Regions from separate parts of the Homo sapiens genome. Here regions 1 and 3 are each linked to region 2. A link is a loop called in an ENCODE intact Hi-C map of the cell type or tissue named here. Cell type or tissue: Caco-2. All regions are shown on one strand. Links, peaks and the distances in the headings refer to the core of each region. The heading gives the core; the rest is flanking DNA.

What was found. A loop is a pair of places that touch in the nucleus more often than their neighbours do. Peaks named below come from ENCODE experiments on the same cell type or tissue, not always from the same donor. Only the 100,000 strongest peaks of a DNase experiment are listed, where the experiment ranks them.
Region 1: it touches region 2 in a loop (7-fold over the local background); 45 of 110 quality-filtered maps call a loop at or near these places.
Region 3: it touches region 2 in a loop (8-fold over the local background); 45 of 110 quality-filtered maps call a loop at or near these places.

What each region holds. Positions count from the first base shown.
Region 1 is chr18:74,325,942-74,336,790 of GRCh38, reverse strand. It overlaps C18orf63 (chromosome 18 open reading frame 63), which reads right to left. Exons shown (of 14, transcript NM_001174123.2): 5 at 8,733-8,844; 6 at 7,755-7,796; 7 at 5,849-5,925. Among named protein-coding and RNA genes, the nearest start is that of C18orf63, 16 kb to the right of the region's middle. In Caco-2, for the core only: a CTCF peak has its summit at 5,235 (motif pointing right); no DNase peak of the experiment used is centred there.
Region 2 is chr18:74,237,864-74,248,712 of GRCh38, reverse strand. No RefSeq gene overlaps it. Among named protein-coding and RNA genes, the nearest start is that of CYB5A, 49 kb to the left of the region's middle. RefSeq lists enhancers at 5,805-6,099, 10,582-10,849. In Caco-2, for the core only: no CTCF peak of the experiment used is centred there; DNase peaks (open chromatin) are centred at 5,882 and 6,002; H3K4me3 peaks cover 394 bases.
Region 3 is chr18:74,337,980-74,348,828 of GRCh38, reverse strand. C18orf63 (chromosome 18 open reading frame 63) reads right to left here. Exons shown (of 14, transcript NM_001174123.2): 8 at 10,005-10,114; 9 at 6,701-6,797; 10 at 6,503-6,588; 11 at 5,127-5,310. Among named protein-coding and RNA genes, the nearest start is that of C18orf63, 28 kb to the right of the region's middle. In Caco-2, for the core only: a CTCF peak has its summit at 6,228 (motif pointing right); no DNase peak of the experiment used is centred there.

The DNA of each region.
Region 1 (10,849 bases), core at 1,528-9,527, 89 kb before region 2:
ATAATTACACAGGGGGAACAGATTTGGGGTTGAGGAAGGTGACACATAAATACATTCAGTTTTAGACATAATTGGGTCTGACTGCCATTAGTACATTCATTTGAAAGTATCCAAGAGATGACAGAAAAGTTACAACTATACAAGAATATTTGGGAGGTACTGGTGTATAGGCTGAAGCTACTGAAATGGGTAAGCCTGCTAAGGAAAAGAGGGCTGAAAATGGAACCCTAAGAAACAGCAACATTTAAAATGATAAATGAATGAAGATAAATGAATTCCAGGAGATTCTAGAAAAATCAGTTTCAGATAAATCAAGAGAGGAGATTATTTCAAGAAGAAAAGTGTGAAAAATATTATAAGTGTTTCAAAGATTTCACATATGATTCCCTCAGACATTTTCTTTTTCTCTTAATTCCTCAAGTAACATAGTTCCTATAACACAAATTTTGATACTCCATTAACAAACATTGTTTTTTAATGTATTTTTATTTAACATATATTAGGTTTCTATTTCTGTAAGGCTCTATGGGACATACAAATTTGAACCAAAAAACCTAAGGCTAGGTGAAGGAAGCATGGTACAGCAGAAAGGACAGAGTTGAAGGACAAACTCAGATCCTGAATCTCTTACTACCTTTATGATCCAGAGCAACTTACTTAACTGCTTTGTGTCTTAATTTACTTATTTATAAAATAATAACAATAGCTATCATTTTTTAACCTCTACTGCCAGGTACTATGCTAGGCCCTTAATGTACTTTACACCATAACCTCCTTACAACCCTAGAAGGGATATCATTATCTCCAATTTATAAGAAAAATGGAGATTCTGCGAGATTAACTAACATGCCAAAGAGGCACTGCCAGTAAGTGCCGATCTGAGAATTTTAATGTGATTCTAGGCCTACACTGAATTTTCTGGGTATGTGAATATTAACCAGTACTCAGTAAATGTTCCCTTCTTCTGGTAAGTTTTATGTGTGCATGCTCTTCTTTCTTCTGACCTAGATAAAACATTCTGGGAGGAAAAGGTGTTTTCCATCAGCACTTGGCATATATACATAGTAGTACCCAGTAAATATCCATCTACGAAATAAATAGAAATTTGTTTCGAGGCACTCATTTCCCAAATTTTCCATATAATTAAATTTCAAAGCAAACAGTTTAATATTACATAATGCTTTTCTGAAATATATCCCTCATGTAACTGTGGATTCAATTATAATCTCAATGCACCAAACAGTAAAATGGCAACTTGTGCATATAAATTCCTTTAAGAAACATTTAATTACTTCCAGGAAAGCATTATTTTAAAGTTTAGCACAGTCCAAAATTTGAGAAATGAGTAAATTACTGTTTCAATTACCTCTTAAATTTTTTTATCTCTATTTAAATTGTAAAGATAAGGGCTGAAATCCCATTTTTCATAATGAATTATAATAAACTGCTTCAAAATTTGTCTAAATAGGGTCAAAGGTCAGGATTTAGAAAACTACTCCAATCTCTAGCCCAGAGGAATTAAAAAAGAATTTAGAAACAAAAGTCACCTAGTTCAAAAAATAAATTAGTCTTTCACTCCAGTCAATGCTCCATTCATTCCATAAATCTTTACTAAAGTGAGTGACAGGCACTAGAGTAGGCTCCTATGATAGAAAGATTAATAAGACACAGACCTTCCCTCTAGGACTTCTCAGTTGAATGAGACATTTGCATAGATAATATGTGATAAACAAGGTAGAGAGCACCAAGAGAGATGAGACTTAGGAGCTGGGGAATTCTTCAAAGGGGTGATGTCTGAGATAAGCCTTGAAAGATGAGCAGAAGAAAGGGAATTACAGGCTTAGACAACTGTGAGATCAAAGACATGGAAGGATGAAAGACCATACTATCTTTGAGAAACAATTCATAGTCTGGCTACTTGGAGAGCAGTAATGGGAGATGAGGCTATAAGTAAGATTGGTTTGGATCAGTTTGCTGAAGACCTTGTATATCATAGTAAACAGCTGAGATTTCATCTTATAGTCAATGGAGGCCATGGTAGATTTTTGAAAGGGGAAATGAAAGCAAACAAAATAAACTGGAGGGAAGAGAAACCAGAAACATCCTCCTTCTCACCTCTTCATCCTTATTTCTCCCCTCCCCACAACCTGACCTAATAACTATGAAAGAAAAAAACCAGAATCTCAGAACCCCAAACTCACTATGCCAAAGGGAACATTAAGCTTGGTAACTGAATCACACAAAAACAAAAAACAAACAAAAAACCCCTGCCTTCCTTTCATTCCCAGACAGCTTAGTTTCAGTTTATTACTGTAAATGTAGATTTACTGAGTGAGAGAAATGCATAATTGACTTTTCTGCTACCCCTTTTCATGTGTATAATGTAGATTCACTCAGCTGTAATCAAAGCCTCACAAGAATGTAACCATTTGCCTCATTGCCTACCCTCCTCCTCTTTTCTCCCCTTCCTCTTTCCCCTTCTGCTTGTTCTTTCCCCTTTAAATACTGAAGTCCTCAAAACCCTGTTTGGAAAAAGCATGGGGCACAGATCCTATTGTAACTTGTATTTCTTTTCCCTGGGCATGTCATCAACCTTGGCAAAATAAACCTGAGTCAACTGAGATCTGCCTCAGTCACTTTTTGGTTAACATAACCAATGCCAGATTTTAATAAAAGGAAAATTAAATGCAATTATCTTTTAGGCTCCATGGGGAATAAAAATGAATAACACAGGACCTAGAATCTCAAAAATTTTACAATTTAGTGGGAACATAGGTATATATGAAACTAATTTTTGTAGCAGTCAGAATGTGTAAGACATCATATCAAAAACATAAGTAAAAGTGAGATTCAGAGAAGCTGATGAACAATCATAATTTAGAGAATTGATTTAATTTAACAAGTACATGTTGAGTGTATAATGTTGAATAGAGGAGAGGAATGTTATTGCCCAATTTTTGGTGTTTCCTTCCATGCCCAGAAAGCTCTACTAACACATATTCCTGGAATCATTCTGCTCTGTCATTCATTCCTCCCTAGGGCATATGGATGGTGATATGGTTTGGCTGCACTGCCACCCAAATCTCATCTTGAACTGTAGTTTCCATAATCCCCACATGTTGTGGGAGGGACCCAGTGGGAGGTAATTTACTCATGGGGGCAGTTACCCTCATGCAGTTCTTGTGATAGTGTGTTCTCACGAGATCTGATGGTTTTATAAAGGGCCTTTCCCCCTTTGCTCTGCACTTTTCTCTCCTGCCACCTTGTGAAGAAGGACATGCTTGCTTCCCCTTCCACCATGACTGTAAATTTCCTAAGGCCTTCCCAGTCATGAGGAACTGTGAGTCAATTAAACCTCTTTCCTTTATAAATTATCTAGTCTTAGGTATTTCTTCAGAGCAGCATGAGAATGGACTAATACAGATGGTAAAATTGGGATGAATAACCAGGCATGCTGGCTCACCTCCTCCCCTTCCTCTTGGGAGTTGGCCTGCTGGCAGAGAGTGGTGTTCTGCATTCTGTTTGTCATATCAGAACGAGTGCCTGGTCTCCCAAGGGAGGCCTAAGGTTTTTCCACTACTGCAATAAGTGGGTGGGTAAGTCTGCCTAATTCTAAGGTTCAGATAAACCATGTCCTCCAAGAGCTGTTTTTCCTTTCCAGTAATGAACAGCATGACTATATATCCCAGTTCATGCATGTTGGGCCAGTATCTCATCAGGTTAGTGCCACTTTCACTCTCAGAAGCATCCTATTTTGAGGATAAATTATAATCTCACCCAAGTAATACAAGTGACATTCTGATCTCTATTTATGTCTTACTCCTCTGTCAATCTCTAAATTGGTTCAAACTGAGGTGTAGAACACAGAAGTATCATCTGTAGAAAATTCAAAGTTGAATAAGCCACAATATTAGTCTTCATGATGCTTCTTATAAGGAAATCAGAGGTATAAAAATAGAAATAAGCATGTGAGTATAAACTACAATTTGACTATCTGTCCCCTCCAAAACTCATTTTGGAATTTAATCCCCAATGTGGCAGTATTGAGAGATGGAGCCTTTTTTTTTTTTTTCCCCTCTAAGATGGAGTCTTGCTCTTCTGTAGCCCAGACTGGAGTGCAGTGGCATGATCTTGGCTCACTGCTACCTCTGCCTCCTGGGTCTCAGTTCTAGCAACTCTCCTGCCCCAGCCTCCCGAGTAGCTGGGATTACAGGAATGCACCACCATGCCCAGCTAATGTTTGTATTTTTAGTAGAGACAGGGTTACACCATTTTGGCCAGGCTGGTCTTATACTCCTAACCTCGTGATCCACCCACTTCGGCCTCCCAAAGTGCTGGGATTACAGGTGTGAGCCACCGTGCTGAGCCAATGTGGAGCCTTTAACAGGTGATTGAGTGATGAGGGCTTTGCCCTCATGAATGGATTAATCCATTCATGGATTAGTGGATTAGAAGGTTAATGAATTAATGGTTTATCATGGGAGTAGGACTCATGGCTTTATAAAAGGAAGAGAGACCTCAGCTTCCACACCCTGCCCTCTTGCTATGTGATGCCTTGTGCCACCTCAGGACTCAGCAGAGAGACCCTGAAAGCAAGAAGGTCCTCACCAGACATGGCCTCTATAACTTTAATAAATAAATTCATTTTCTTTACAAATTACCCAATTTCAGGTATTCTAAGCGACAGAAAACAAAGACAGTTTGGTACAGGAGAGTATGAGGGTTTAAATGAGGGTGGGAGATCACACACGGTTTGGAACCTTGGGAAGGTTCCTCATCAGTCCAAGATATACATGTCATGTTACCCATTCCAGTTATTTATATGCAGGTCATCTTCCCTACTGGCTTAAGTGATTCTCCAGGGCAGAAAAGTAGATCCTATTCATCTTGAACTTATCCATTGTCCTTTGTTACTTATCCACATAAGAGGTAATCAAAGAATTAAATGGAAATAAATGAATAGAGGAGTAGCATTTGAGTTGGCCCTTAAATGATGAGCAGGACACGTATAGCCAATCAGAGGGGCATTCTAAGCAAAGAAAGCATCATTTGTTCTATGCCTGGGGTTTCTCAACCTCCACACTATTGACACTTTGGGCTGGATAATTCTGTGGGTGGGGATAAGATGGCTGTCCTGTGCAGGGGAAGATATTCATTAGCATCCCTTCTCTGGCCTCTACCCACTAGATGTCAGTAGCAACACCATCCTTCCTCCACTGTGATAACCAAAATTGTCTCTAGACATTGCCAAATTTCTCATAAGGAGCCAATCATTCATTTCCCTGCCCTCAACCGCTTCCATTGAGAACTACTGGCCTAGAGGAAAGACAATAACATTGAGTGACACTAGTGTGTAAGGTTCTATGCTAGGTGCTATGGGAATCCACAAAATAAAAGACATATCCTTCTACTAAGAAGACAGAAAGTGTTATGTGTAAAAAATAGATGCAAAAAAATGCTACCAGAATATCAAGGGCAGGGGAATTAATATTAAATTTAGTAAGAGCTGAAATCATGCTTTTTATATTTGGAGGTGAAAGAAGAGGCAAGAAGTGGGTGCTAAGACAGGATAGGTTGTGGAGAGTCTCGGATACCATCTTAACAAAGTTTTTGAACAAAGGAATAATATGAAGACCTGTGTTAAATGGACAGAACAATATTTTCTTTGGGGAAGCAGATTTAGAATGACATAAATATATCAAGCATTTAATAATACAGATTTTGATAATAAAAACCTTTCTAGCACGCTTTATGTTAAAAATTAAAACCTAATCACGTTAGTAACAATAATAAATATAAAAAGTATATAGTAAATATAATAAAGTATAGAAATCACAATATATGGTACCTCAGGTGCTGGCAGTCTGATTGTGCAAGCTTCTATACTTAGACAAACTTGAGTTTCTGTTACATTGATGTTTAATACTGAAAATAAAATATTTAACTGTGAACTACCTGGAATTATTACTCTACTATTAAATTAAGTATTTTAGTAACAAAGGAAACTAACTTATTCAAGTCAAAAACAAGAACAGATTTTTTTCCGCACATGGTAAAATTCAAATAATAACCACTTAATATTTGACACTTTACAGATGAGACATCTAAAAGAGGACAAAGGTATGAAACAGCATGAATGTGTGTGGGGGGTGCAGGTCATAGGCAAGGTTAGAATAAAAAAAATGAGACACCCCACAGTTAAGAGAAAAATCCAACAAATACCTTACACAAATCTGACATATATTATATATATAAATATGGAGATTGTCCTCTTCTGTAATCTAAAGAGGTATCACACCATGTTTCTGACTTGAGTAGTCTTTTACTAACAAATATCCTCAAATATACTGGCAGATATATTCCAAATCTCCTAGAGCCTTGAAGTCTTTACCTTTCTTTTTCATAAAGAAAACTACTTCTGAAATGTCAGGATAGTGGTGACTTTGGGAAGGGTTAGTACATGAAAAAAGCATGAGGGGGATTCTGGGGTGCTCTTAATGTTGTTTCTTGATCTGAGAAATGGTTACAAGAATGTTTAGTTTGTTAAAATTCAATGAGCTAGACACTTAAAATTTGTGTATTACATTTCAATAAAAGTAAAAGAAAACAAATCCTAACACAGGAGTGAGGAATTTTCCTCTCCTAAACTGTTATTTTTAATCCCTACAGTTGTAGTCTCATGACAGTGTTTGGAGATGAAACTAGATGTAGGTAATGAACCCATTCACCCAGAGGTAGGGCACACTGACTGACACTACACAAATTAAACATACAACTAGTGCAAGGAGAGCAAACAGGCTTCAGCTGGAAAGTCAACCCAGATCTAATAGCTGTAGATTACAGGTCAGGATTTTAAGGCTATGCCCAAATGATGTGAAAAGCTACCATGATTGATTAATAATGTCTACGGTGGTGACTCAGGATTATCATCTATCTGCTATCTCTGGACTACTGTTTAGGAAAGTGTCTATCTGAAACACAACTGTGCAAATCAATGAAAGAACTGGATTAGGCCATGTAGTAAACTGTATACTTTAGATCATCTGTGTCTCTTTTTCCAATTTTTTAAGGAGAAAATGAATCCTATTCTTATAAGAAATAAAGTTTTGACTTACATCAGTACTAAAGAATTTTTGATGATATGATTCTGGAAACTATACATTATAAATGCCTACAGAATTAAACTCCTTCACAGTCATGATTTTCTTTAAAGTAGAGAGAATAAAAATATAGCTTTTTCCAATTAAGATGAATTTTTCTCATACAGTCTAGAATGTACATTTTGAATAAGAAGTGATTTCCCAGGTGAAATTCTGATTACAATAATATCTGATTAAGGTCTTATACAACCTAATTAATCAATAATTATACAACCCAATGATCTATGTTACTGGTTTTTTTTTTTTTTTTTTTTTTTGAAATAGGGTCTTGCTCTGTCACCCAGGCTGGAATGCAGTGGCACAATCATGGCTCACTGCAGCCTCAACCTCCTGTGCTCAACTGGCTCTCCACTTCAGCCTCCCAAGTAGACGGGGCTACAGGTGTGGTGCCTGGCTAATAATTTTGTAGAGATGGGGTCTTACCATGTTGCCCAGGCTGGTCTTGAACTTGTGGGCTCAAACAATCTACCTACCTTGGCCTCCCAAACCGTTGGGATTACAGGCGTGAGCCACTGTGCCCAGCATATGATACTGTTTTCTTTAGCAACTATGAATTATATTGTTTTATCTATTGACTTATGCATTTTTACTTACCAACAGCACTTTGTTTTCCCATCTGAGAAAGAAAATCTCTTCCTTAAAAAATTCATAGAATATGCCATGTTATTACAACTCATAAATAATCATGCTTGATATTTATAACTATGCTTGATGTGAGATTATCAAAGCTAAAGAAAATACTTTAAAATGCAGTTGTTATATAAAGTAATACCTGATGACAGCTGAAAAAATATAATCATTCAAAAGGTATCTCTTCAATTAAAAGAATGGAAATACCCAATTCTTCCCCCAAATGTCTATTTCCTGCTATAAAATATTTAGAAAACAGTCAGACTTCAAGAAAAATTCAGGATAGCTTCTCAGTTTTAACAGTATTGTGCTCATTTTATCATACTGCTTTGTAACTTACATTTATTCCTAAGTATCAAGTATTACATACTGATTTTTTTAAAGAAACATCAGGCCTCTGTATATAATCCCAAAGTAAAGAAATGACATTTATGTTGTTGTGGGCTTGCTTGAGATTGCTTAATTGGGTCAGTTTTAAGAGTTATTTTCTAAAAATTGTATATCTTAAAATTAAGAACAGATGCACATTCATATGGTTTGGCTGTGTCCCCATCTGAATCTTGAATTGTAGCTCCCATAATTCCCACATGTTGTGGGAAGGACCCGGTGGGAGATCACTGAATCATGGGGGTGGGGCTTCCATGTGCTGTTTTCATGATGGTGAATAAGTCTCATGAGATCTGATGGTTTTATAAAGGGGAGTTCCCATGAGCATGCTCTCTTGCCTGCTGCCAAGTAAGATGTCCCTTTGCTTTTCCTTCATCTTCCGCCATGATTGTGAGGCCTCTCCAGCCATGTGGAACTGTGAATCCACTAAACCTTTCCTTTATAAATTTTCCAGTCTCCAGTATGTCTTTATTAGCAGCATGAGAATAGACTAATACACACATAACAGACGTAATCTAGTTCAGAAAGCCCCAATGACTAAAAAGATAAAGTTACCTTGTATCAAGAGATGACCAGTTCTATTCCAGGCTGGAGCAAGTCTAGCCATGAATGAATATGACAGGCAGTTCTGAAGAATTACAGGAATTACTCTTTGTGGAGCCTCCATCTAAAAATATTAAATGGCAAAATATGGGCCAATTTAGAACAATTGCTGTGTATGCATATACTAATAGGAAATGACTGCCCATTTAGATCACCACCCAACAAACTCGGGTGTTCTAGGTAAAACTTATAGCCATTGCTAGAGCTAATCCCATCTGGTTCTAAAGTTAAAGAAGTGTTAAAATATATTCACTTCAAAACCACTACTATTGTCATGCTATCATGGCCAAATACTACCTGCTGACCCTGGCCAGTAAGTCTAAATCTTGGGAGTTCTGTGCTAAAACCCTTGATCTTCACTTTGTATTCTGCTCCACAAAGAGAAATCCAAACAAGGACAAACTTGTAATCGTTCTCATTATTGTTCACTCTGTTCCTGGACCAAACTGAACGTTGGGCTGCTATTTCTTGCAGCCCAATAACGAGATGCAAATGAACTGGGGAGGAAGAGAGTTTTTATTTTCTGCAACTGGTTACAAGGAGAAGGCCTGGAAATTATTGCCAGACAAACTCAAAATTACAAAGTTTTCCAGAGCTTATACACCTTCTAAGCTATATGTCTATGTGTAAGTGTGCATTTATCTAAAGACATAAGTGATTAACTTCTTTTAATCTATAACTAAGGTCTGAGTCCTGAAGACCTTCCTGTGGAGCCTCATTAAGTTTACTTAATCTAAATGGGTCTAGGTGCTGAGGTGACTACCCTTATCTTGTCTCCTGCTAAATCATAAAGGTTTGGGGAGTTCCTTTAGACCCCAATAAACTTGTTTATGGAGGCCTGGGGAGTTTCTTCAGACTCACAATAAAACTTGTTTAATCCTAAAAGGGTCCGGTTAAGAATTCCTTCGTTATCTTGTCATGCTTCAAGGCCCAGGAAAAGCCTAGGCAAAACTCTTGGTGGGCTCTTTGTTACATTCCAGCCTTTGTATAAGGGCATGGGCTCAATTAGCTTTTAATGTTTAACCTTGCTACTCAGTCAGTGCTGGGACAGTTGTAATGGAGGCCTGAGTTAGTGAGACCTTGCCTGCCACAACTGTAGAAAACAATACATACTTACATGGGCACACGCAACCAAGAGAATATCTCTATTTGTATAATACAAAATTAATTTTAAAAATTAAGATTTTCACTTAAAATTAAGACCAATAAGTAATAGGAACCAGATTTATCCTCCCACTTGAAATGCCTAAAACACCAGGCAAGTTATACGAAATAACAGTTCACAACATATCCGACATCAGGCAACAAAGAAAAGTGATCCCCAAAAGATGGGAAATGAACAAGATAAGTCCTAGGATTTCCCCAGCTTCTTGATGATAGAGGGTTTCTAGGCTGCAGTACAGAGCAGGGGAACCTAGGAACAGGCCAGTAGTCTCCCTGAATTGAGGAGACAGAGCTGAGAGTCTAGGAAGCTAGAGTTTTCAGTGCGAAGTATGGGAGCTGCACAGAAAGCAAACTCTGGAGGTCAACAGAGAGTCTCTTTTGAGTAATCAGCTGAGTATGGATTAGCACAGACATGTGAGGAAGCTACCCAAGGCTGGAGAAAGAGCCAAGGCTGTTTGGCATATAAACATCCTTGAAAATACAGTCCAGAAAAAATTGCTGGCTTTGCCTCTGTGAAAAAGGACATGCAGAAGCATGAGAAAGCCGAGGAAAATTGTCTCCCAATATTATCCATCTCTAATTTTTGTACCATTTTGACTTCTGGTGAATGTTTCCAGGACATAACTGAATAATCTATTGGCAGAGGATGGAACCAAATTTCTTCAGTTTGTCTCATACAGAATTTAATTAAGGACTATCATTAGGACTCCATAATGCTGACCTCAAACATGGCCCCAGGGGCCCAGACCCAAACAGCTGTACAAATCCCATAAACCACCAGGGTCTTCCTCAGAAGGCCAGGTGGATTTCTCTCTTAATTTCTGTATTGACTTTCTCTATGGCCCAAGGAATTAATCCAGATACAGCAAAATCTATCAGCACAGACTCAGCCTTGGCATGCAAAG
Region 2 (10,849 bases), core at 1,989-9,988:
TTTCAAGCATTGATAGTGTATATTGAGTGAGGTTATGCACTACACACTTAATTTTGACATCAGCCTGCCTGAATGTTTTTCTTGCAAAATATTTAAAAAATTGCTTTTTATTTGTTAGCTCATCAGTCCAAGGCCTCAGCACATAGCCTGGCTCACAGAAACATTCAAGGTTTTGAGTTGAAACTAAATTGTGAATTGTTTTCATATTTTCCGTGGCTTCTAAGTCTTTGATTTGATTTTTTAAGACTCTGTACTCCTAACTGTAAGTTGGAATGACTAAATCTGAAAGTATTGTTTTAAAATAAAGGTAAGGCATCTTTGATACTATAAAGCAGGGACAGAATGAAAAACACCTTCTCTTTCCGGAAGACATCTGTTGTACTGAAAATCTGAAGTCACTCTTGGGCAGAAAGGAAGGCTTGGGAGGCTTGGAGACCGCGGTTGGAAACCTGGCCCTCCTGCTTGCTAGCTGCATCGTTTTGAGTAAATTACTTATCCTTGCGGAATCTTACTTTCCTATTGATATAATTCATGAGCAACGCTTCCCTTAGGCCTCGACTAGAGGTCCTGCCCACTCGGAGGACCCCGTCTGGTCCACTGGCTGTGGGCTTCCCCATGGGCCAAGGATGTGCCCACCTGGAGCCTGTACCCCTCCAAACCCTAGTACCCCCCACACACAGCCCAATCCTGCCTGTAGGTCTGGGTCTCCCCAGCTCATCCTCCTGAGGGTCACCAGGCTCTGGGGGGTGCACATCAGGGCCGAAAGAGTAGACGAGGGCTGGTGGTCTTCAGAGAGTTGGACACCCTGGATGAGCAGGTGGGGTCTGCAGGTAGGGTCTTCCTGAGTGCACTTGGACCCTGCATGTGAGTGGACTGGCGCTGAGAAGGGAAGCGGGGAGCTGGGAGCTGACTCTTCCAATGCCACCACCATCTGGCACAGAACTTTGATGAATCTGAAAATCCTAACTTCAAAAGTGACCTTTCTGGCCATTTGTCAAGGCAGGTGGATGGGGTATATTTTAAGACTTGTCAGTGGCTGCACAACATTAAAACACTCGGACACACGATGTGTGCTCCTCCTGCCCCACAGATGTGAGGGGATGGTGGCTCCTCAGCGGGTGAGGATTGAAATGACCACAGAGCAGCCGTCCACTGCTGGCCCATGTGTCTAATTCGTGTTTGCACTTTCCCATCCGGACCTCTTAAAGATTGCTTTATGTTAAGATGAGGTGTTTGGTGTATAAAATTTGAGCAAAACAAAGCTGATTGCAGTAATTGCAGCTAATAATCACATCCATGTATAGAAATCCCTAGAAGGCCAGGCTGGCCCAGTATATAAAGCTCCCCTTTCTCTCTCCTGTGATCACTGTTGTCCACTCTGTCACCTTATCTGAAGGCACCATTTGGTTTGGCTCCACATCAGGGTGGGGAGCACTGGCATTTGGGGTCGTGCTGTCACCCTGGAAGGTGAGTGTCACTCCTTGGTCATCAGCATTACCAAGGGCAAGGGAAGAGGAATGGCAGGGCCCCTGCTGAGAGCTCTGCCATCTCCTGGGAGGAGTGGACACAGAAGCCAGGAGACAATGGGGAGACAATGGGAGGATGGGGAGATAGTGAGGGGGTGGGGAGACAATGGGGAGGTGAGGAGATAGTGGGGGGTGGGGAGATGACAATGGGGGGATGGGGAGATAGTGGGGGCTGTGGAGATGGGGGTGGGGAGATAGTGGGGGATGATATAGTGGGGGATGGGGAGATAGTGGGCGGATGGGGAGATAGCGGAGGATGGGGAGATAGCGGGGGATGGGGAGATAGGGGATGGGGAGATGGGGGATGGGGAGATAACGGGACAATGGGGAGATAGTGGGGGGATGGGGAGATAGTGGGGTGGTGGGGAGATGGGGTGTGGGGAGATGGGGAATTGGGAGATAGTGGGGGATGGGGAGATAACAGGGGGACAGGCAGATAGCGGGAGGATGGGGAGATAGCAGGAGGATGGGGAGATGGGGGTGGGGAGATAGTGGGGGGACAGGAAGACTATGGGGGACATGGAGACAGTCGGGGTACAGGGAGAGTATGGGGAGGTGGGAAGACAATGGGGGCACGGATTGATGTCAAGTCTGATGCTCAGCTGCTTAGCGGAGGTGTGGCCGGCAGAGGCCAGCAGGAAGAAGTGTGCTGGGCACTCAGCACCTGCCAGGGAAGCTCAGAAGCAATCGAAAAGGGCACGAGTTTGTCCAATAGGGATGGGGTGTCAAAGGGGTTCTGTGAGGAGACATATTTTGTAATCAATCAATAATGTCTGAATATTAAGAGATCACTAAATCATTATGTAAATCCTGAAACATAAATCACAGTCTTCCTTGATTTTTTGACTGAAATGCGAATATTTTAATCAAGATGGAAAACACAACCCAAGTTGTTGGTGGGAAGGAGACATCTGTCAGGAAAAGTCCTTAAAAATGAAAAAATAGTGAGGCTTCTTTCTCTGCTCTTCTCTCTAGCCCCAGCTTCTGGTCACTCCTCCTTCCTACTGAAGGCACAGAGTCCAGTAGGCCATGAAGTTGGACATGGACCACAGCCTCCATGAAGACCAGGAGTAGAATGTCTAGCTTGAGGGTGGGTGGGTGGTCCCGGCATGGTCTCAGTTGCCATGCAGCCAGCTCTGCATCTGGTTGTATTTGGAATCTGTAGGACCAGGCTGAAGTTGACCAAGGGCTTCATGATTGGCCTAGAAACAAGCATACAACCAGAGATGGGATGCCGTGGGCTCCACCATCTCCACTCCTTTTAAAGAAGAAAGAAGCAAGTGAAACAAATTTGCTTTTTGAAAACCTTAGGTCTCCCGAAAAAAAAATGCAAAATGTTACCTTTAGTCCAGATAATTTAAGAAACCATTAAAATGCCATGTTGTCATTTTTAGATTAGAAAGTTTGACTTGTTTTAATATTCTTGCAGCCACGAGGGAATTCTGGAAATAAAGGAACACTTTGAAGTTGCAGTAGAAAGAATTTGAAATTCACTTGATAATTTTAAGTAACATCATATGGAGAACCTTCACCAACTTTGAGAATTATTGTTTCATTATCTTAATATGCTATTGCTAAGCTGAATTTATTTTACCATTATGATTATGCTTGTCATGTTTATAAGTCAATAGCTGTTTAAGGAGAGATCATGTGAGAATTGTCACATGGACACATTTAACATCAGCCATGACCATGGCTCACGCCTGTAATCCCAGCACTTTGGGAGGCCAAGGCAGGTGGATCACCTGAGGTCAAGAGTTCAAGACCAGCCTGACCAATATGGTGAAACCCCGTCTTTACTAAAAATACAAAAATTAGCCGGGTGTGGTGGTGCGTGCTGGTAATCCCAGCTACTCGGGAGGAGAATCGCTTGAACCTGGGAGGCAGAGGTTGCAGTGAGCCGAGATTGGGTAACTGCACTCCAATCTGGGCAACAGGTGAGATCCATCTCAAAAAAAAGAAAAAGAAAAATTTAACCTTGTTATAAGTAATGGTAGCATTACTTCACATTTCTTTTCTTAGTTCGCCAGTTCATGAACATGCACACAAAAATCCATATTTGTCTTGGAAGAAAACATAGGCATAAATCTTAATGACTTTGGATTAGGAAATGGTTTCTTAGATAACAAAAGCACACACAGCAAAAGAAGAAATAGATGAACTGAACTTCATCATAATTAAAAACTTTTGTTTCAAAGGACACCATCAAGTAACCGAAAAGATGACACAGGATGTGAGAAAATACTTACAAATCAGGTATCTGAGGGACCTGTATCTAGAATATATAAAGAACCCTGACAACTCAACAAAAGACAACTCAAGTTAAAAATGGGCAAAAGATCTGAATGGATAGTTCTCCAGATGAAAGTGCATGAATGGCCGATAAGCAGGATTAGCATGCTCAGTATCATTAGTCATTAGGGAAATGCAAATCAAAACCACAAGATGCCATTTCACACCCATGGGGAAGGTTATAATCAAAAAGTCAGACACTACCAAGTTCTGACAAAGGTGGAGAAATTGTAACCCTTGTGCATTGCTGGTGAGAATGTAAAATGGTTCAACCTCTGCGGAAAAGAGTATAGCAGTTCCTCAAAAAGTTAAACAGAATTACTACATGACTTAACAATTCCACTGCTAGGTATATACCGAAAAGAAGGAAAAACATGTGTTTAGACAAAAACTTGTTATGTGAATGCTCATAGCATTATTTATAATAGCCCCAAGCTGGAAACAACCCAAAAGTTCATCAGTAGATGAGTGGATAAACAAGTCGCCTTATGCCTATACAGTGGAATATTACTCTGCAGTAAAATGTACTATACATGCTAGAACATGGCTGAACCTTTGAAAACATTTGCTAAATGAAAGAAGCCATTCGTAACAGGCTACAAATGGTATGATTCTATTGATATGAAATGTTCAGAATAGGCAAATCCATAGAGACAGAAAGTGGTTACCTAGGGCTGGGAAGAAGGCTGAAGAAAACTGGGGAGTGGCTGATAACGGGTGCAGGATTTCTTTGGGGATTGATAAACACGTTCTGAAATGAATTATGGTGATGGTTGCATAACTCTAAATGTACTAAAAGCCATCGAACTGTACACTTTCAATGGGTGAACTGTGTGGTATGGGAATTATATTTCAGCAGAGCTATTGTATAAAAAAACTCAACATAGTCAAGGTGAACTCATTCTCTATGCCCAAGAAATTGTCCCGTCCAGCATTTCTTTCTTTCTTTTCTTTTCTTTCTTTTTTTTTTTTTTTTTTTGAGATGGAATTTCACTCTTGTTGCCCAGGCTGGAGTGCAATGGCGCTATCTCGGCTCACTGAAACCTCTGCCTCCTGGGTTCAAGCGATTCTCCTGCCTCAGCCTCCCAAGTAGCTGGGATTACAGGTGCATGCCACCTGATCTGTCCGCCTCAGCCTCCCAAAGTACTGGGATTACAGGTGTGAGCCATCGTGCCCAGCCTCAGTGTTTCTTATCTCAGGAGCATCCACCCAGGTCATGCCAGAAACAGGGTTTCTTCTTCACACCCCTCACCTTCGGCATTGCTTCCTACAATCACCACTCGGTTAAGAGTGGCTTCTTGTAAAGGGTGAGATGTGAAGCCAGAGGAGGGGCTTTTACTGTTTCACTCCATACTTTGTTCACTTACATATGGTTGGAATTAAATATATGACTTTTGCAGCTGAAGATAAACTGATCGCTGATGTGTACTGTTTGTTTCTAGATAGCCTCAGTGGCTGCTCTGTCTACTCTCTTGCTAGTGCCCATCCCTCCTCTCCACCTCCAGTGCCACGGCCCTCATCTAGGCTGCAGCTCGGCTGCTCTGAGTTACTGCTGCAAAAGCTCACTTCCTACTCGCATCTGGATCTGCCCAGGCCATTATTTCTGTCCTGCAGTGTATTCTCTGAGCCTCATCCAGTTCCTGAGACAAAGGAGGTGATTGTTAACTGAAGTCCCCTAACTGGTCTCCCACTTCCAGTCTCTATTTTCAATCTCTTGTGCCCATCATGATGAGATTATTCTCACTAAAACACCACTTTGATATCACTCTTGCCCCCCAGCCCCAGGCAGCTCTGAAGCACCCTACAAACTCAGCCTTTAGAGGCAGGGGGTTTTGAGAACTGCAGGATGTCCAGGCTGTGCATACTGGAGCACGGGAACTTTCAGACTCCAACAGTTTGTCAGCGTGGCAAGAGGCAGAGACAGATGTTATCTGACAAAGTTTGTCATATTCTTAGTACACCAGATCCTGGAAGCTTGTGAAACACTCTGGAAGGTCAAGCTAGTGCCTAGATCTTAGTGTCAGCCCAAAAGACTGAGGGCGAGGGCGGGCGGAAGATTATCAACAGCAAACATGTAGGAGGGCAGGGCCGGCTCGTTCTCGGAGGTCAGGGGAGTTCTGTGCTCTTGGACCTGAGTTTGATAAACTCAGTTCCTCTTTATCTCTGCTGATCTGCGGTATCTCATAACTTCAGCATGCTCGCCACTACCCTGAGTCTGTAGACTTCGGTGTTGATGAAGTTCACGTTCTTGGCACTATGGCCAGTGCCTAACAGCCTTTCCTTTTAACTAAGAATCTATTGGCTTTAGGCGCCCCCAAGTGACACCCTCCTCCTGGAAAATACTGATTATTTCAGCATCCAAGACTTACTACTGAGACCTAGCAATAACTAAGCACTTTTCTCTCTCCTCTTTGCGCCGGCTTCGTTACTGATTTACTCCTAGACTCGCAGTAACTTGCAGAAACTTGCAGAATTCACAGATGTGATTTAGAGCAGCTAAAATGTTTCTGGTTGGAGTTTTCATGTGTTAGAGAAAACAAAATCCTTTTAGGGAAACCATGGAGTAGATTTTTGCCCTTTTTCTCCAATGGTTCTTCATGTTTCCTTTAATATTTTTTCAGAGTTATCTCTCCTGAGAATCATACCCATTTGTGGCTGCTTCCCTGTATGTTTCGAGTTCAAACTGGATTCCATAACTTTCACTTCTGTCCTCATGAAACCCTTCTCACCCAAGCAAACCTGTAGCACGTGCCTCTCTCCCTGTGTTCCTCTACAGCTTTAAAGCTCTCTTCTCTTTGGGATTACAAAGTATCTAGTATTTGTCAGTTTCCTGAGCCATGACTTTGCAAAGAAAAAACAATACAGGCCTGATGGCATTACAACTTCATAAAAAATTAATTTAACGGTGCTCATAGATTGCCTTAATTTCTTTCATGATTTCGGGTTGGCTGTCTCCTCTCCCTATTTTTAGAATGTAGTAGATAGAATGCCCTTAACTATATGGGTGGATGGTTGATTACTCAAAGTCAGGTAAAGTGGAAAACGATTATATTTTAACTCATTTTAAGTTCATTTGCCAAGAGCTTTTTTGATTTATCTTTTGGGTCTGGATCCTCTGATAGGAGTTCTGTAACCACGATGCATCCGAAATGTCCCTTTCTCTTACTTTAATGTGGAATGAGAACGTAAAGAAGCTTCCAAAGCTATCTCCATACCATAGAAGTCTTAGAGTTTTAGAATTTTTCTTCCTGGTCTTTTACAGCTGCCTTGCACATGCCTAATGAGTCATTTTAACAATCCCTTTATCAAAGCTTTTAACAGCATCCAACATAGTTTTTATGGGGACATCTCTCCTTTTGAACTTGTATTTTTCCTCAGGTTACATCATATTCAATTAGTGTAATTGTAAATACATTTAAAGCTAATATAATGCCGGGCATGGTGGCTCACACCTGTAATCCCAGCACTTTGGGAGGCTGAGGTGGGCGGATCACCTGAGGTCAGGAGTTCGAGATCAGCCTGGCCAACGTGGCAAAACCCCATCTCTACTAAAAATACAAAAATTAGCTGGCCATGGTGGCGGGTGCCTATAATCCCAGCTACGTGGGAGGCTAAGGCAGGAGAATTGCTTGAACTCAGGAGGTAGAGGTTGCAGTGAGCCAAGATCGTGCCACTGCACTCCAGCCTGGGTGACAGAGTGAGACTCCATCTCTAAAAAAATAAAATAAGAAATAAAGCTAAAATAAGCAGAGTGGGAACAAGTACACTGATAAGCGAGTTGGAGCAGGAGTGTGCAGGCAGTCAAGAAGGCAGGCAACTGTGCAGGTCAGTACCCCGTGGGCATTGATTATTTGCATTTCAGAGGACGTGGAGAGAGACAGGTAAGCTGGCGAGTAAGCTGAGCTGAACTGATGGAACTTCCTCTGAAGTTTATACTGCTGAATCTAGACTATCGCTTTGTTCTCCCCTATCTCGAGCTCACATTATAAATTTCCATTTATAATTCTTGGTTCTCTGTGTATTCTCTCAGAAACAACTGCCATTGTATGAGTAGGAGTTACCTGTCTCTCAGTGAAAGAAACCCAAGCAAAGTTCTTTCTAGTAGCTTCTGGCCCAGCCGAATAACAATTAGGCTTAAATGAGTGGCACCTGAAATTCAGAGTGGCCGATCTCTACTTCAAAAAGCAGCTCCAGGGAGTCCTTAGACCTCCAGAAATTACATGAAGCATTCTGTTCATACGTGCATCTTTCTGAGAAGAAATGACTTTTCCAGAATCCTTAAGGGGTCTGTGATCCCCTAAAGATCAAGAATCACTACTTACACGTGACTTTGTCCACTCAGGGGAAGAAAAGTACTTGGTGATCTCAGCGAAAGATGTCTTTAACTGCTAAGCTGCTTTTTCCAACTGGCAGAAGCCCTTGAGAAGAGTTTATTAAGAATGAAGGAAAAAAATAATCCCTGTGTAGTTTACACAACTGTTCCTAAAATTCATCCCCCACCCATGCATTAAGCAGTACCATGTGCCGAGAGCCGTTCTCAGCCTGGGGGTACAGCCCTAAACAAGTGCCCACCGTCCCGGCCCTTTGGAAGCTGCATTCCACGGGGACATCTGCAGACCACAGGTAAGTAAAGAGACATGCATGGAACACCAGTCAGTGAAAAAGTGTTATGGAAAGAGGAAAGTGGAGAGGCTTGGAAAGCCATGTGATTTTAATAAGGGTGATTAGAAGCTCATCTGTGAATTGGGAACATCTGGGTGGCAACCTGCATGAAGTGTAGGAATGAGCTTGAAAATATTTGATGAAAGCATCCCCGAGAGAGGGAAATAAGTGTACAAAGGCTCTGAGGCAGCAGTGTGCCTGGCATATTTGAAGAACAAGGAGGCCAGCATGGCTGCAACAGACAGGATCTGATTTACATTTGGAGAAATGCATCAGAGACTATAGACTGCAGGTGGCCAAGAGCAGGCACAGGGAGGCCTCTGGGTCTCTTTATAAATATGTGAATTTATTGATAGGCTTAGGAAGTGGCCTTCCTAAGCCTATCAAAATGCATGTATTTATAAAAAAGTTTGTTTTTCAGGCATTTAAATTATTTAAATGGAATTTCCATTTAATTAATAATTAATTATTATATATATTCATTTAAAAAAACAAAAGAGGACATACAAATCAGAAATGTGTAAAAATAAATTTAAATCATAACAGTCGCTTGGTGGCCACCTAAAAATAATGACAATAGCATTTTATTTTTTATTTCAATAGTTTTTGGGGTACAGGTGGTTTTTGGTTACATGGATAAGTTCTTTAGTGGTAATTTCTGAGATTTTGGTGCACCTGTCACCCAAACAGTGTACACTATACCCAATGTGTAGTCTTTCATCCCTCACCCCCCTCCCAACCTTCCCCCGGAGTCTCCGAAGTCCATTATTTCATTCTTATGCCTTTGTATCCTCATAGCTTAGCTCCCACTTATAAGTGAGAATACACACTGTTTGCTTTTCCATTCCAGAGTTACTTCACTTGGAATAAGAGCCTCCAGCTCCATCCAAGTAGCTGCAAAGGCCATTGCTTTGTTCCATTTTACAGCTGAGTAGTATTTCATGGTTTACATATACTACCTTTTCTTTATCTACTGATTGGTTGATGGGCACTTAGGTTGGTTCCGTATCTTTTCAATTGCGAGTTGTGCTGCTGTAAACATGTGTGTGCAAGTGTCTTTTTCATATAATGCCTTCTTTTCCTCTGGGTAGATACCCAGCAGTGGGATTGCTTGATCAAATGGTAGTTCTACTTGTCATTCTTTAAGGAATCTCCACACTGTTTCCCACAGTTGTACTAGTTTATGTTCCCACCAGTGGCATAAAAGTGTTCCCTTTTTACCACATCCATGCCAACAGCTATTATTTTTTGACTTTTTAATTATGGCCATTCTTGCAGGAGTAAGGTGGTATTTCATTGTGTTCTTAATTTGCAATTTTCTCATGATTGGTGATGTTGAACATTTTTTCATATGTTTGTTGGATGTCTGTATATCTTCTTTTGAGAATTGTCTATTCATGTCCTTTGGCCACTTTTTGATGGGGTTGTTTTTTCTTGCTGATTCCTTTGAGTTCCTTGTAGATTCCGGATATTAGTCCTTTGTCAGATGCATGGTTTGCAAGTATTTTCTCCCACTCTGTGGGTTGTCTGTTTACTCTGCTGATTTTTCTTTGGCTGTGCAGAAGCTTTTTAGTTTAAATAGGTCCTATTTATTTGTTTTTGTTTTGGGGGCAACTAGCACTTTAACTTATATCCTTTCAGAATTATTTCTCGTATTCCCTTATAAAAATGGAATCCTATTGGAAAGACTGTTTTTCACTTAACAGTTTATTGAAGAAATCCATCCATATCAACAAGCAAAGGGTTACATTATTATTAAAGGTAATCCATATGTACCATTTTTTTTATTGTGATAAAGTATACATGCATTTATTTTTAAGGGGAATTAGCGACCTCTAAACCCCGGCTCCTCAGTGTGTCCTGGGAGACCCACAGCAGTGAGATCTCCAGCAGCTTTTGAGGGACGGAGAATCGTGGGCCCTGCCCTGAAGGAGGAGGAGCCCTGCCCCACCCAGAGTTTTCAGGAGGCCTGCGAGGTGGGAGGGCTGTTCCTTCCACCCCTCTGCTTGGGCTGCTCCCCAGGCCTCTGTCTTGTCTTGTGCCATCTGCTTTTCTCCAGTCACATTCCTTGGCCAAAATCGACTCCTCTTACAACTTCAAGCATATGATAGTGTGACGCTCTGCTTTCATTCCGAATCTCTTATCCATCCAGTCACTCAGGAGTGGGAAACACTTCCCTATGTCAGTTTCTGTAGAAAGCACTGGGGATACATGATGATCAAGGTGCTGTGTCTTCCAGAGAGAACGTTCTGGAAGGGGATGAGGATGTCTGGATGGGAGATATGGCTGGAGGGTCATCAGCTCATGGAAGTCACTGAGGCCACCTGGATGCTGCAGTCCTTGGGAAGGGTATGTGGGATGAGATCAGA
Region 3 (10,849 bases), core at 2,004-10,003, 100 kb before region 2:
TAGGTTTATATTCAAATTTATAAAAAGACTACAAAAGAGCCTATGTAAACAGCAGATGAGATGATAAATAATTCACAGAACTTAAATATACTTAATAGTCAACAAACTACAGCTTTGTGAAGTCGCAAGCCAACAAAAAAAATATGCTTTATTATATCATTATCATTATTCTGCCAAGTGTCATTGGCAAATGCAACTTGGTTGAATTTTAATTTCTAGAATTTATATACAACTTATGTAACTTTATACATTAACACAACATTATAGAAGAAGGCCAAAAGCTTGAACTTAGATATGAACGAATATTTCACAGAAGCTTAATATTAAAGCAATAATTAAATGAAAATGAAACTTGAGAAATGACAAAGATGACTAATCAAAAGTGTTTTATCGATCAAAATTTGGTTCAGTGCATTGCACCACCTCAGTGTATTTCTTGCTTGCTTCAAGTTGAATCAGAATTCAGTCAAGCTTAGATATAACCACAGGTTTATAGGACATATGGGTTTTTGAAGAATATTTTCTTTAAGTGACATGACACAACAAGGAAGTAGTCAAATTCAGAATATGGGACATTCTCCAGGGAAAACAATCTAGTTTTCTAGCAAATAACTGGCCTAAATAAAAGGGGAGAGAGTTTGAGATGTTACAGAATAAAGAGATTTAAGAGACATACATAAAATTATGTGGACTTTTTTTTGGATTCTGATTTAAATAAAACTCCTAAAAATAAGTCTGTGTGAGATAAATGGGGAACTTCAGTGTGAACTAGTACTTAATAGATATTAAGAAACTATTGTTAATTCTGTTAGGTATAATAATAACATAGGGGTTATATAAAAATATTTTGAAATGAGAGAGAATGTACACCATAGTCTTTACAGGTAAAACACTATATCTGGGATTGGTTCCAAAATCCCCCAGTTTACTCCCTACCCAAAAATATGTCAAGGGGAAACTAGATGAGAAGCACATGAGAGGTGATTATACTAATTTCCTTTATGTATCTTTGACATTTTCTATATGTTAAAACAAAACAAGTTTGACTAAGGATTCCTAATTTTTTTAAGCTGGCTGAGTTTTATCAAGTAGTCTGATCAATTTATTTTCCATTTTTTAAATTTATGCCTTTTACACTGCATGAATCTTAGAGTTAACATGTATATGGTCTAGTAATAACAACTTACTGAGAGCTCACCAAGAAACTTTTCTATGTGTTATCTCATTTAGTCCTAAAAACCCCTCTGAAGTAAGTACTGCAAAAGACATGACCCCCTTCAAAGGAAGGACTTACTGCCTCTGGTAGAGTGCTGTCAGCAGAAATAGGTTACAGAGGGCCAATGCCCAAGGATGTGCCTGTTTCACGGTGGCCCAAATCCAATGACAGATACAGAAAGGGTTATAAAGGCCTGGCTATCTGGACCAGTGCAGAACAACTCTGATGGGCCATTTTAGTCTCAGAGCTCCTCAGAAGAGTGGCCAAGGCCATCTGGTGTCTGCTTTGTTTTTGACTTCTCCCTTTCTCCACTCTTGCTTCCTCCCTGCCTTCCACAGGTATTGTTTCCAAGGGCAGTCCCTAACAAACATCATGTGCACTAGACCACCTCAGAATCAGCTCCTAGAGAACCGAATCTGCGACAAGTTTTATCATTACCACCGCTAGCCTCTGCCTCATTTTACAACTGAGGAAACTGGGGCACACAGAGATCAAATAACTTGTCCCAAATTATACAATTAATAAGAGGTTCAAATTCAGGCAGCCTGTTTCTAGAGCTTGAGCTCTTAGCTACAAATATAAACTTTTTCCAATTACAGGACTAAGAATCTTGGGTTTCAATTCTAATTCTGCAATGCATTTAACTGTGTGGCTTTGGTTAAATTATTTGGATGTTCTGAGCTTCGGTCTCCTCTTCTGCAAAATTGAGTGAATTCTTTATCCAAAGATCAATTTTGATTATTAAATGAAATAATACACATAAAAGCAGCTGGCATGCAGAAAGCACTCAATAGAATTGAGTAGGATAAATTCTTATTGTAAGGAACAATATAAAACCATAACTTCCAATTAAGTGTTATTTTACACTTATGAAGCAAATTTTAACAAGTGCATTGTTCTGATTAACTATTTTTAAAACAGACATGGGCTGGAAATCTTAAGTATTCCAGAAATATATTCAATAAACATGCATGATGTAACAACATATCTTCTTCCAGATTCTTTAGGTTCATATTTGGCCTGCAACTTTAAAAAATATTATGTCTGGACAAAACTTTAATACTGTTTTAAAGATGTCAATGGGCATTTGTCCACTCACTCTCCCTTCTAAGGAGATGACCTTGCCTGTAGGCCTTTGTATCTAGATTGTCAGGTTTTTGTACAATTTTTCTCTAACTAACAGTAGGAGGAGTTGACCCCTGACCAGGAAGATAAACAACTCTCAATTCTAAATTTACATGTATATAATATTGTGGTCTCAGAATACATAAAGCAAAATCTGAAAGTAGGAAAAGTGATAAATCCACATCATGTTGGGAGATTAGAACACACTTCTCAGCAACTGACTGACAGGTCATAATGTATTTAAGCCAGAAACATAAGAAAAAGATAGCTAGAAAATTCCCATATCTTAGAAAGTTAATAAATACATATTAAAATAATTCATGTAATTAATACATTTTGAAGTAATTTATGTATAGGAAGTACAAAAGACTTCCCATACATAAAGTTATAAACTATTATTGAGATAAATTAAAGAATATATATTTAATATGTGGAGAAATATACACTATTCTTAGATTGTAAGACTCAATGAAATTCCCATCAAAATCCCAGCATGCTCTCTCTGTCTCTATGTGTGTGTGTGCACGAGTGTGTCTGTGTCTATGTGTAAGTTGACAAGTTGAAACTCAATGTGTATGGAAATGCACAGATCAATAGATAAGATGCTTTATCAGATTTCAAAAATCTTATAAAATTTAAGATTAAAACACTATTTATAATAAATATAAAATTTAAGATTACATAATTAAGATAATTCTAAAAGCATGGTGCTGGTGCTAGGATCAACAAACTGACCAGAGAAAGAGATTAAAGAGGCCTGAAACAATACCATACACACAAAGACACTGGATTTATGACAAAGGTAGTGCTGCAAAGTACTGAGGGGAGAAAAACTATTGGGGAAAAAGTACTGGGGTAAGAATTGTGTTTTTTATTTTTGGCTTGGACATATGGATATCCATATTAAAGAAATCTGACTCCCTACATCACATTACAAAAATAAATTCCAACTGCATTGCAGATCTAAATGTGAATGCAAAACAACCTTTTATTGGATGATATTAGAGGCGAATACCTTCATGACTTTGGGTACAGAAAGATTTTTTAAACAGGGTACAAAAAGTAGCAACCATAAAGAAAAAGACTGATCATTTTGATTATAAATTAGGACCTGCTGCCAAAAGATACTATTAAGACACCAAGACACCTTTAAGAGAGAAAGCATGTTATAGAATGAAAGAAGATAATTATGTATAACTGATGAAAAACTCATATCTGGCTTATGTTAAAAATACGTATAAATCAATAAAAAAACAAACAAACACGTAACACAGTAGAAAAATGAAAGAATGGCATTTCAAAAAAAATCCAAATGGCCAAAATACATGTGAAAAGATGTTCAATTTCATTAATAATCGGGAAAATGCAAATTAAAAACACACAGTAATAAATACACCTATCAGAAGGGCTGAAATTCAAGACCAACAATACCAAAAATGGGCAAGGATGTGAAGCAGCATAAATTCTCCTATACTGCTTTGGGGCAGAGGGGAATACAGATTGGTTAGGGAAATAGTTTGGTGTAGCCAGCAAAGTTGGAAATACCCATACCAATTCTACTCCTGGAGGTTTCATGTACATGAGCACCAGCAGACATATACAAGAATGTTCATCACAGTATTACTAGTAATAGCCTCCAAAGAGAAACAATCCAAATATTCATCAATAATATTCTGAATAAATTGCAGCATAATCACATAATAAAATGCTACATATAAAGGAAAATAAACCGACTATAGCTAAGTGGAGCAACGTGGATGAATGTCACAAACATGATGCTGAGCCTAAAAAGCCAGGCACAAAGGAATACATACTCTATGATTTATTTTACATGAAGTTCAAAAGCATGCAAAATGAAATATGATGTTTAAGGACACATACTTAGTTGATAAAAACGAAACAAGGAATAATTTCCATAGTAGTGGTCACCTTTTGGGAGGAGGAAAGGAGTTATGACTAGGAAGGTGTTAAGTAGGAGGCTCCTAAGTCCTGGCAAGGTTCTATGTTTCATCTGTGTGATAGTTACATGGACGTTTGATATTCATTAAGCTATACAGTATTACTTTTCTATATGTGTGTCATATGTCACCATAAGAATAGATTTTAAAAATGCAGAGGAGACAAACTCAGTAGAAAACACCCTCCCTCCCCAATAGTTTCCAGCCTCAGTAAAAATAAAAACCGTGAATCTGATTTCAAGTTAAGTCTTCAACAGCTTTGTTCTGACAAACTCTGAGATGTAGGCCAATGCCCATATGGCCATTTCATCTTTAACTTGTCCATTAGCAGACAGCCAATTATATTAATTTCTTAATGAAATCAGACAGGAGCCAGACACTAGCCCTCTGTTTTCCTTATACAGCAGGGATCATACTTCAGTCTCTAAGTGGTTCCATAGAAGCCCCAACTTACTTGATTTGGTGAGGGGCAGGCATCTTACCTTCCATTTAACTGAACTTATACTGTCAGCACAGTATCTCCAAATAAATACTCTTCATAAAACTCTGTCTCTTTAATCTCCAATAACCCAACTCATTTATATCCTTGATGTAGGTGAAACATTTCAGTAAACAACTACTACTATAATACCATGTTAAATATAATAATAATAACAAATGACTAAGTATAGTAATAATAATAACAAATAGTTTTAGGGAAGCATTGAACTGAGATAAAAGAATTACTGCACACTGCGTTGGGTGTTCCACCCCAGAAGACAAGAGATTCAAGTAAAATAGATGGATAGTATGTCTTGGAGAACTAGATAGGACAAGAGATCTCTTACCTGTATATTAGGTTTAGTTAGTTCTTGTGTGTAGTAGCATGGTTTACTTGTCATCTTTATGGGAAATCCACATATATGGGGCAGTTTAGATTTTAAATCTGAAAGAAAACTTTTCAACACAACTTCCGAATCTACCCTTGGAAAGAACTGCATGGGCTGACTTCTGATGCAACTGAGAGGATATCTGAACAATGTTAAAGAACAATGTCTGATTTTATTACATAAGAGGCAGAAATTTATAAGGGATTTTAAAAAGTAGTAAAGTAGCAATGTTAAAAAGGCACACATAAATATATCTTAACTCTTTTATATTGCTTATCTGATACCATCCACAGATGAAAGTATGTTTTCTCACAGGGATCTTCATTCCTTCTATTCTAACATTCCAAATCAAGACAATTCATAATATCTTACTATATGGCTTTCTAAATGGAAAGGCAACTGTGATATTCCAAAAACGATTTATAAGGAAGATACTATAAGCCTTAGCAATTACAAAATAAGTATTATAATAAACAATGAACAGGTTGCACCTCCAAAAACAGTTAGAAATTCAGGACAGAGAAACAACACATATAGATTGTATTCAAGCTGCAAAAGCAGTTCTTTGAGAAAGCAGTTACTTTTTCTGATGAAACATATTCTGTAGATTTTGAATAACATGTTGGCATCTAATGAAATAAAATAACTGATGTATGTTAACCTCAGTTTTACTATTAAAATAAGTTTGGCTTAGGAAACAAAGAACGCAAAAAGACAACACTGAGGCTCTTCCTTCTTCCATTTTTAAACTCCAGCAGGTCAGAAGATGGAAATGGTGAAATCAGTACTAAGATTTAAGAGTTTCACCTGAGCACTTATGCTCTTCTCGTGTGTATATTTCGATTTTAAAAAATATTGTTTAAAAGATATTTTCTTAAGTCAATGGGGTGCAATTAAGTATAAGTCAAATCATCGAAAATTTGCCTATAAAATTAGATAATCTCCTCAAAAGAAAAATCTTGTTTTTGTTTACAACCTAAGCTTTTAATTCAACCCTTTCAATTGTATCTGAAATGCCACTGGAGGGAGCACTTGGCTAAGGAGAATCATGATTGCTTTCTTACTTTCTAAGTACACATTTTTTTCTAACTTTTCTAAGTTATTGAAATGGTGTTTAAGGAAAATATCCTTATTGAGCTCATCCTCAAATAAAAATAGGAAGATATTCTAAGCAAACCAGAAACACTTGTGCAGATAAGAAGTAGGAGGAAATGTACCATAGTTTCAGTTAGACACAGAGAAAGAAGGTTGAAAAGTATGACATGAGAGTGGGAGCAAAACTAGATTATAAGGTGGGCAGACAGCATCTGCTTCAGTTGGTGTGTAAAGGATATGTGAAGGTCCTTTCTCCGAGCATTTTGAAATAGATGTTGCAGTATATTTTAATTTTTCCACAATCACCTGGAAGTTTATAGCCATACTAAAAATTAAGCACAAAATTTTAAATATCTTGGAGAAAGCTAAACTTAGGTTAAGTTACAATAAACAAAAATCAAATAACTTCTAATGTAACATATATTTCCATTCCTTACCAGGGCATCCCAGTGTCTCTGGAAATCTCCATATGAGTGAAAAGGACAGGCAGCGGGGATGGCATGAAAAATATTTATAATTTGTCCCATTTTCATACTATGAAAAATGAGAGGAAGCTATTATGAGCCAATGCTTAAATATAGTTTAATAAGTCAACTACATGATTTAGAAAGTGTTCAAAAAAGATTCAACAACTATCTCACTAGCTATATATAGTAAACTAAACATCTCAAGTTTCAAACACGTTGTACTAAATCTTTTTATTTTGCTTTAATTGACAAATAAAAATAGTATATATTATTTATCATGTATGACATATTTCAAAATATGTATACATTGTGGATTGCTAAGTCGAGCTAATTAACATGCATTTACTCACATACTTTTTTTTTTTGTGGTAGACCACTTAAAATGTACTCTTAGTGCTATTATTTATTTTTTGAGACAGTGTCTCGCTCTGTTGCCCAGGCTGGAGGGCAGTGGTGCGATCTCAGCTCATGGCAACCTCTGCTTCCCGGGTTCAAGCCATCGTTCAAGCGATTCTCCTGCCTTAGCCGCCAGCTGGGATTACAAGCGTGCACCACTATGCTCAGCTAATTTTTGTATTTTTAGTAGAGACAGGGTTTTGCCATGTTGGCCAGGCTGGTCTCAATCCTGGCCTCAGGTGACTGCCTGCCTTGGCCTCCCAAAGTGCTGGGATTACAGATGTGAGCCACCTCACCCCTTCTTAGTGATTTTTAATATGTATGTAAAAAAAGTAATTGCGATTTTTGCCATTACTTTCAATAGCAAAAACTGCAATTACTTTTGCACCAACCTAATACTTTTTTTTTTTTTTTTTTTTTTTTTTTTTTTTTGAGACGGAGTCTCGCTCTGTCGCCCAGGCTGGAGTGCAGTGGCGGGATCTCGGCTCACTGCAAGCTGCAAGCTCCGCCTCCCGGGTTCACGCCATTCTCCTGCCTCAGCCTCCCAAGTAGCTGGGACTACAGGCGCCCACCACTACGCCCGGCTAATTTTTTGTATTTTTAGTAGAGACGGGGTTTCACCGTTTTAGCCGGGATGGTCTCGATCTCCGGACCTCGTGATCCGCCAGCCTCGGCCTCCCAAAGTGCTGGGACTACAGGCGTGAGCCACCGCGCCCGGCCCCAACCTAATACATTTTTATTAACTATAGTCAGTATGCTGTACAACAGATCTTTTGAAGTTATCCTTCCTATATAACTGAAATTTTGTATCCTTTCACCAACATCTCCCCAATCCACTCCTTCACTCCCACCTACCCAGCCCCGGTAAGCACTATTCTACTCTCTGCTTCTGAGAGTTCAATTGTTTTAGAGTCCACAAGGAAGTGAGGTCATAAGGTATTTGTCTTTCTGTGCCTGGCTTATTTCATTTAACATAATATTCCTTAGATTCATCCATGTTGCAAATGACAGGATTTCCTTCTCTTTTAAGGGTGACTACTATTCTATTTGTGTATATACCACATACTTCTTTATCCATTCATCTGTTGCTGGGCACTTAGGTTGATTCCACATCTTGGCTGTTATGAATAATGCTGAAATGAACATGGGGGTGCAGATATCTCTTCAACATACTGATTTAATTTCTTTTGTATGTATCACCAGCAGTGGGATTGCTAGATCATAAGATAGTTCTATTTTTAATTTTTTGAGGAACCTCCATAGTGTTTTCCATGATGGCTGAACTAATTTACATTCTCATCAACAGTGTCCAAGTGTTCCCTTTTCCCCACATCCTTGCCAGTATTTGTTATATTTTGTCGTTTTGATAATAGCCATTCATCAGGTATGAGGTGATCGCTCATTGTGACTTTAATTTGCATTTCCCTGATGATTAGTGGTGTTGAGCATTTTTTCATACACCTGTTGGTCACTTAAATATCTTCTTTTGAGAAATGTTATTCGAGGGCTTTGCCCATTTTAAAATCAGGTTATTTGTTTTCTTGCTATTGAGTTATTTGAGTTCCTTATATACTTTGGATAGTAGCTCTTTATCAGATGTATGGTTTACAAATATTTTCTCTCATTCTGTAAGTTGTCTCTTCACTCTGTTGACTGTTTCCTTTGCCATATAGAAGCTTTTCAGTGATGTAACCACATTTGTCTATTTTTGCTTTTGTTGTCTGTGCTTTTTCACAGATACGTAGTTTTCAGTGTACAGGTCTTTCACCTCCTTGGTTGTTAAATTTATTGCTAAGTATGTTTTTGGTAGCTGTTACAGACAAAATTATTTTCATTGATTTCTTTTACAGATAGTTTGTTGTTAGTATATAGAAATGCTACTTTTTTATGTGATTTTGTATTCTGCAACTTTACTGAATCTGTTTATTAGTTCTAACAGTTTTTTTGTGGAGTCTTTAGGGTTTTCTATACATAAGATCATGTCACCTGCATACAGCAACAATTTAACTTCTTCCTTTACAAGTTGGATGCCTTTTATTTCTTTCTCTTGTCTAACTGCTCTAGCTAGGACTTCTAGTACTATGTTGAACAGAAGTGGAGAGAGTGGGCATCCTTGTCTTGTTCCTGATTTTAGAGAAAAAAGCTTTCAATTTTTCACTGTTGAGTATGATGTTAGCTACAGGTTTGTCATATATGGCCTTTATTTGTATTATATTTTAACAACTAGAATTACTAGAAAAAACTAAATTAGATTTTTGTAAACAATGTGCCAATTGTAAGCACAAAATAATGACTAATAAATTTTTCCACCCAAAGATATTGCTGGTAATTGTTAGACTTTAGGGAAAAGTCTGTAAAGAGAGTCAAACCTATGTTTTCTACCTACCTCCTCCCAGCTTCAATGATTGAATTATTATGTGTATGCTACTGAAGTTCTTTTTCCTAAGCAATTTAAAATTTTATCCCAATAGTCCTGCTTATACTAGTAACAAATTATTTTTTCCTGAAAATAGTACAAACTCAAAACTCAGCTCATATCAAATTATAATGAATCATTATTAGATATAAGTTTATGAGGTTTTATTAATATTATTTTGATAGTTTTCATTTTATAATGAGAAATTTAGAAATATTACCTTTTTTGAAACTAGATCTAATAAGATGTGAATATATAATAAAATTATTAATTTGATAAAGAAAATTCATGGCTTTTGTAAATATGACAATATTGTTTCAATACCTTTGTGAAGTCATAATTCAGTATTTTAAAATTCACCAAAATAGTTTATACTTTTACACATATCAATGTTAAGAAAGCAAAATAAGGGAAACCACCATATTTTGAACCCACCCTAGATATTACAAATTGAAATCTCACCTTGGCAAAACGTAGCACCAGTTGCTTAAAATGGAATGTCTCTCAATGACAGCATGCTTGTTAGCATGAAAATCCTTTATAATACTCTGGGAAATCTCAAACTCTTTTAGCTTTTAATAGAAATAAGATTTGTAAGTCCTCAAATCATTTGGCAAAAAAGGAAACATTTTAAAAGATACATATTTGTTACACACACACAGTAGGTTATAAAGTAGATTTAAAGACTTAAGTTACATTGAATCATGCATAACCACTTTACATAAGTAGTCAAAGTTGCAGCTCACCCTGCTTCTCCTTTATACAATATATGAAGTATTTCATGCTTTCCCTCTTACCATCCAAGCCCAAACTCCTATTTTGCAGTGATTTTAGTTGGTTTTCAGGTGGTTTTTTTAATTATGTTAATTTGCAGGAAGTTGAATCTCTTCCAAAGGAAGGTGTTCATATTTTAAAATAATAGCTTTTAACCTCAATTGTTTTTTTAAATGGAGGATGAGTAAGGGAATTATACCTCCATCTGGTCTTTTGGAGGAGAAAAGACAGAGCCAATGCTCCAGTCTCCTTTTATACCCCTCCCAGCTTCCTAGAACACTTTCTTCCCTGTTCCTCAAGTGTCCTCCCTGTAGGGCATTTTGGCTTGTATTTAACCTACAAGAGTTTGCCAATTACAGCTCTCTTACCCTGGAAAATCTCCCTGAGAGGCACTGTTCCAGTTAGCCAAAGATATAAAGAGACCTCAAGGAGGGTGAAAAAATAAAGTATTAATGGGTGAAAGGACACTATATTAACATTAGACAGAATGATTCATAAACCCTTACCCCATTCTTAACCAACCACCTAACATC